2 separate regions of the Homo sapiens genome follow, and region 1 is linked to region 2. Evidence: chromatin contacts called from ENCODE Hi-C data. All regions are on one chromosome and are shown on one strand. Each heading gives the region's core, a stretch centred on a gene start or an enhancer-like site at or near the end of the contact. The rest is flanking DNA. Distances are from core to core; before and after follow the strand shown.

What was found. A loop is a pair of places that touch in the nucleus more often than their neighbours do. Pooled maps may share reads with other maps.
Region 1: a loop to region 2 is called in a map with no recorded cell type, with 9 times the contacts of the local background. The contact joins two enhancer-like sites. A Hi-C loop is called at or near these places in 2 of 37 single-sample maps with no recorded cell type and 3 of 50 pooled maps.

The regions. Positions count from the first base shown.
Region 1 is chr12:94,761,033-94,764,424 of GRCh38, reverse strand. No RefSeq gene overlaps it. Among named protein-coding and RNA genes, the nearest start is that of MIR492, 72 kb to the left of the region's middle. RefSeq lists an enhancer at 1,477-1,536 and a silencer at 1,857-1,906. Within about 2 kb of position 1,669, at least 7 of the 41 ENCODE cell types and tissues checked have a DNase peak (open chromatin) inside an H3K27ac peak, as active enhancers do.
Region 2 is chr12:94,303,439-94,306,739 of GRCh38, reverse strand. PLXNC1 (plexin C1) reads right to left here. Exons shown (of 31, transcript NM_005761.3): 29 at 2,844-2,984; 30 at 2,689-2,763; 31 at 1-1,559. The coding sequence ends at 1,455. It also overlaps a transcript of CEP83 not described here. Among named protein-coding and RNA genes, the nearest start is that of PLXNC1-AS1, 130 kb to the right of the region's middle. RefSeq lists a silencer at 813-912 and an enhancer at 1,527-2,406. Within about 2 kb of position 1,866, at least 3 of the 41 ENCODE cell types and tissues checked have a DNase peak (open chromatin) inside an H3K27ac peak, as active enhancers do.

The DNA of each region.
Region 1 (3,392 bases), core at 420-2,919, 460 kb before region 2:
CAATGGTCTTTCTCTGTTTTTGCCAGTAGGTGGTGACAGTGCTGTCTGTGCAGTTTACTTAAGTCTCTTGTTATTTATTTATTATTTAAATAATACCTCTCTCTCTCTCTCTCTCTCTCTCTCTCTCTCTCTCTCTCTCTCCGTCTCTCTCTCTCTCTCTCTCTCTCTGTCTCTCTCTCTCTCAACAGAGTCTTGCTCTGTTGCCCAGGCTGGTGTACAGTGGTGGGATCTCATCTCACTGCAACCTCCACCTCCCGGGTTCAAGAGATTCTCCTGCCTTAGGCTCCCAAGTAGCTGGGATTACAGGGACCTGCCACCACACCCCGCTAATTTTTTTTGTATTTTTAGTAGATACAGGGTTCCACCATGTTGGCCAGACTGGTTTTGAACTCCTGACCTCAAGTGACCCACCCACCTTGTACAAATACATACATATTATAGGAAGAATTAGAAAACAGATAAGCACAAAGGGAGTTGGGGGGTGGGGGTTGGAATTGTATAATCCCACCATCTGTAGATAATCACTGCTGAAGTTCAGGCATACACAGCCTTTGTGGTAAACTGACCTAAGCCAGTTTAGTGGTTCACAGCTAATAGGTTATGTATGGTTGATACCAGGAGCCTCCAGTGATGACAGATCTCTACTCCACAACCTCTGTAAGGGTGAAAGGAGAAAGCAAGAGCAGTTCTCAAACCAATCCTGCTACGGGGACAAACATGCATGACCAAGCAGGCACACAGCCTGTGCTGTAAACTGCGCTGGAGAGGCCCAAGCTCCCAGCTTTCAGCCGCTTAGACAAACACCTTGCATGAAAGGCTCTCCTGTGGCCTGTGCAGCAGCAGTGTTGTAGCCATAGCATTGAGCTAACTTTACTTAGAGTCACGCAGGCCACAGAATCCTCCATAACGTAAGACTGGAGGGATGGAGGCTGCTGGCGTTGCTGAATTCTCACACCCTGGTCATAAGAAGGCGGAGTGGCCTGTACAGCATTTCCAGCTGATCCATATACAGCAAGTCCTCAAATGATGTCATTTCAATCGGTGTCATTTCATGATCACCTTGATGAGAAAGTCTGTTCCTGGCTGGGGCCCCTGTCTGTGTGGAGTTTGCACATCCTCCCACATCTGCATGGGTTTTCTCCAGGTCTCCCAATTTCCTCCTACATCGCAGAGATGTACATGTTTGGTTAACTGGCATGTGGTCCCAGCCTGAGTGAGAGAGAGAGAGCGTGTGTGTGTGTGTGTGTGTGGCAGGGGTGTGTGTGGTGGGGGTGTGGGTCTGAGTGCACCCTGCTAGGGGATGTATCCTGTCCAGGATGGGTCCCAATGTTGCAGCCTCAGCTGCCGGGACAGGCTCCAGCTACCCTTGACCCTGAAACAGGAATAACTGGGCAAATAATTATCTTCCTTGTGTTTATTAACCTTACTTAAATGTATGTATAGCTCACATGTATTTCAGTGTTTAATATTATAAATGTTTTGGTTTTTATTTAGAAGTTTTGTGATTTTTTTTGTGATCAGAAATATGCCATAAGAACTTAGCTCTTGTTGATCTCAATTAGCCTGTGGCAAAATCAGTTTCACTATATGTTGTTTCACTGAAAGTTGCAGTTTCCTGTTGATGACATGAAGTGAGCCCTTACTGCACTGTCGTGCATTGCTTAACAACAGGGATATGGTCTGAGAAATGTATCGTTAGTCAATTTTGTCATTGTGTAAACATCATAGTGTACTTATACAAACCTAGATGGCATAGCCTACTACACACCTACACTATATGCTGTAGCCTGTTGCTCCTAGGCTAAAAACCAATACAAAGTGTTACCATACTGAATAGGCAGTTGTAACATGGTGGTATTTGTGTATTTACACATATCTAAACAGAAAAGGTACAGTAAAAACACAGTGGGTTATAAAAGATTAAAAATGGCACACCTGTATAGGGCATTTACCATGAAGGGAGTTTATAGGACTGGAAGTTGCCCTGGGTGAATCAGTGAGTGGTAAGTGAATGTGACCACTCACACAAGTGTAAACTTTAAACGCTGTATACTAAGACTACACTATATTCATTTAAAATTTTTTCTTTAATAATAAACCTTAACTTACTGTAACTTTAAAAATAAATTTTAAGAAACTTTTGACACGTTCATAATAACACTTAGGACACAAATATATTGGATAGCTATACAAAAAATAGTTTCTTTATATCCTTATTCTGTAAGCTTTTTTCTATTATTTATATTTTTACTGTTTCAATTTTTTGTTATAAACTAAGACACGAACACACACATTAGCCTTGGCCTACACGGGGTCAGGATCATCAGTTTCACTGTCTTCCACCTCCACGTCTTGTCCCACTGGGAGGTCTTCAGGGGCAATAACACATTTGAAGCTGTCATTTCCTATGATAACAATGCCTTCTTCTGGAATATCTCCTGAAGGACCTGCCTGAAGCTGTTTTACAGTTAACCTCTTTTTTTCATAAGTAGAAGGAGTACACTCTAAAATAACAATAAAAAGTATAGCATAGTAAATACATACACTGGTAACATAGTTGTTTTATTATCAGGTATTATGTACTGTACATAGCTGTATGTGCTACACTTTACACAAATGGAAGAGTAGTAGGTTGGTTTCCACCAGCAACACCACAAACACATGAGTAATGTATTACGCTGCAGCATTATGACGGCTGTGAGTCACTAGAGGAGGATGGGAATTTGTCAGCTCCATTATAATCTTAAGGAGCCACCATTGTTTCTACACAGTCCATTGACTGAAACGTAGTTAAGCAGTGCATAACTGTATTTTGAACACCTATTTTCATCCAAAATAATTTCTAATATCCACTATGCTTATTAACAAACCGTCTGATGTTTATTAAAGATAAAGGCAGCCGAAGCCTTATAATAGCCAATTTTTTTGGAAATACCAATTTTTTGTTAAAGTCTTTCAAATGCTAAGCAACTGCCCCTAGAGTATAAATTAAGACTCATACACCTATATACCATACTGTTTGTGCTGGAGTATTTTAAAGAGAATTAGAGACACTTTTTCGATTTATATGTGTGTGTAGGTGTGTATAAATTGCTTAACACATTTTAATTTATGGTCATTGTGTATGTATTAACAAAAGTGACATCACATGCTATATAATATATAGTTTCATAACCTACCTTTTTCTTTAATAACATAAATATATTTCTAAATCAAAATAACTGTGTTATCAGTTTTAATGACTGCATACTATTCCATTTTATAACATAATTTACTCACAGCTCATTATGAATGGACATTTGTGGTTTTAGTAGCTTTTATTATTATAGGCATCACTAGAAAGATTGTCTTGTACATATTTCTTTGTGTCCATGTTTATTAGGACGCATTCC
Region 2 (3,301 bases), core at 617-3,116:
ATTGCCTTTAAGACAAATTCATATTTAAATCCTAATGCTCCATACAGTGTTGGTAAATGATTTCAAGGAATATGTGATCAATGTTATTTGACTTGAAAAAATTTTCTTTCCTAGATGGGGGATTTGGAGCACCAAGGGTAAAAGGTGCCTGCCACAAGAAAAGCTCAAGAGTTGCCAATTATGCTGTTTACTTCTTCTGGTTTAATAGAAGGAAAACACAGTGGTATTAAAACTGGTCATGAGCAGCAAAAATTCAGGAATTAAAAAATCAGCACTAAAAAGACTACAGTATAACTGGATAGAGAATTCTTTAAAAAGAAAGGCATGAATAAAATGGGTATTTTAAATTCTTTCTCCTGCGAGGAATACTTTCAAAAAGTACATAGTAAGACTAAGATACCAAGTTGTATACTAATATTTTTCAGGCCTTGGGCCTCAAATATATATATTTATATATAATACTCCAGTGTGAACAGCAATTCGATAAAATGTAAAATGTATCTTTTTTTTTTTAAATCACACACAAGTATTCATAACCACAGGGTTCACCAGAAATCTAAAGCAAGGAGACACTCACTCATATAGAAATGGAGTTACTCTTCCACAGATCGTTCTGATCAAAGGTTTTGGAACAGAAATGAATTAATGATTTTTTTGTATAATATCCAACATGTCCACTATCAAATACATTTAGTATGAAAAAACAGATGAAGAAAAGGAACATACATTAGGACAAAGTATCTGGTTAAAATGCTGTTCATTTAAATAAAGCCCACTCTCCTTACTTTAGAGCTCCTTGGTGAAATGGAGGTGAGTTTGATGGAGTGCAGTTGATGACCACTGAAAAACACGAGCCCTTTCAACAATGTTGCAACACTGTTAGTTTTTGGTTTAAACACACACACACACTCACAAATGCTAAGTGTACACTACCAAATTCTGCGGTCAGCTTTTCCAAGAACTACTGGGGAAAGTTTCAATGCTGCAAATCCTCGAGGTTGCCCTAACACCCCCACCTTGTTTCCAAATGACTCATTTCACATTTTGTTTTGAGCACTGGCAGTATCCCTTTACAATGCAGAGGTGCAGTGTAGCACAAGTGCTACATAGCTGTAGTTTTCAAACAAAACCACTTATATCATTGTGCTTAAGTGGAGACTGTAGTTACAATACTGACATTCGCTTACTGGCCTTGTATTCTCTGTAAACAAGGAGGCTGTTTGCAACAACCACTTCAACTCTATTTACAGAAGGGTTCCCACGGTATACACACAGGCACAAGGGTTGGTATGCTTTCTAAAAGCTGTGCATGTGCCTTGGTCTCTTAAAAAGACAGTGCCCAAAGTGGAACCTATGTGCAAACAACAAATTAACGACACAGAGTAGCTCAAGCAGCCATTTTGCTCCCAAGTCGTCTGAAGAACTTTGCCAGATTAAGCCAGGCCCCAGAGTGCTTACATCCACTTGCATTTCTTCTTTTCATCAAATAAGACTTTTACATGCAAGAGTTGTTTCTGAGCTTCTTCCAGCCCTCGTTCTCTTTCTAGTTTATTTAGAATCTGTTGACAATTAGAACAGTTATTTTAGATATTGTGGTTTTAGCGTTACAATTCTGTTTTTTGCATACCTGATGCTGTGAGTGGTAAAATCTGTATGAAACAGATGCCAACATTTTCTTCCATCATTTACATACTCACTTTGCAAGTTGTTTTGCTAAGTCCTTATCACAGGATCAACAATACCTTGGCTTAAAATAGAAGCTCGCAAGAAATACCAACTATTTGCTTACAAATATGGGGCCAGGCTTCCTAGGCCCTGCTTTATGCATTATGTCACAGCCATTCCAAGCACAGCAAGCATTCCTGGGCAGCCAACATGCAGGCAAGTATTTCTCCTTAAATGCAGCAGGCAGGGACATCCTGGTCAGAGACAGATCCTTCCCTTCCCTCCCATCTGGGCAGTGTAGTCCCTCCTCGTGCTTCCCTTCTCTCCCCTGACCCCTGGAACGAGGGATGCTTATCATGTTTAAGAACTCATTGCCTCTACCCTACCTTAGAGCTTCACTTCATCTTCAAGTAGCAAATGGAATTGGTGAGCTATTCTCACCATTGACATGGATAGCCTGTCCCAGCATGATTGGGGGGGAATCAGGGAAGGGGGAGTTAACATTTGTTTGGAAACAAAGCATCTGATGAATGTGTCTGTTTGAATTTCCAAAGAAAAAAACCCAGATTAAGGAGAATTAATCATAAAGGAGAATGGTTTATTGAAATAGTCGCTTAAGTTAGAAATATGTCATAATTTCATATAACGATTGAATACAGAATCTAGGCAATTTAACAAGCTTAGCTTTCATTTTTAGCAAATTACAATCAAGCATAAGCTGACCCCATTTAATAGGGCCACTACTTACTCATCAAAGTTAACTTGAGTCAGGGTGGCTGTAGGCCCCATGAACTCAAATGTAAATTCAGGCTGGTCCAAATGTGGGCAGCATGATAAAACTGTAAGGGGGGCAGCCATGTACAGGGTCTGGCTCAGTGCCAGGATCCCCCATCTCAGACAGGCTTCCTGGCTTCCCTTTCTGGCCTTTTGGGATGCCAGAGCTGTTCTGAAACTGACAGAATGCTATAACCACATCCTTGTGCCTGATTCAAAGGTTAAAAACAATGTTATTTAAAATCTTACCTCATCAAAATATTTTACGATGTATTTGTAAATTTCTGTCAAGGCCACTTCTTCATTAAATTCATTTTCATGTTTCTAAAAGAAAGACTTGTTGAGAGATTCTGAAATGACGTAAAGTAACCAAATATAAGCTTATTTCTGCTTTCTAATGATACCTTAGATTCCTGAGTTAAAAATTCTTCCATTTCTGAGGATGACAATGGAGGCAAATCCCTGATTGCTTTGTAATAAGATTTTACTTCTTCTTTGTAGGTTGGGATATCCTTGGCATAGAGAAGCTTATTAGTTGGTGCTTCCTGGGGAAAAAAAAAAAAAAAAAGCAACCATCACCAAAAGAGTAAAAAAAAAAAAAAAAAAAGATGGAGGAATTTATAATATTCCAATGTAGCTGAACCCCCACCACCAACCAGTTTTACCTCTTGCTAACAAGGCTTCATGCAGTAGGCCTTAAATGTTGTTGACTGAATGACTGACTGCTATCTAGATAGTTCTGGTGAGTCACTGTTATTTTCAGGCAGATTAAATGCTAATATATTCTGCCTTCCTCTCATAAAAGAACTAAAATTATTATTTTTGCATGATTTTGAGTTACTGTAACAATGGAACTTATTTC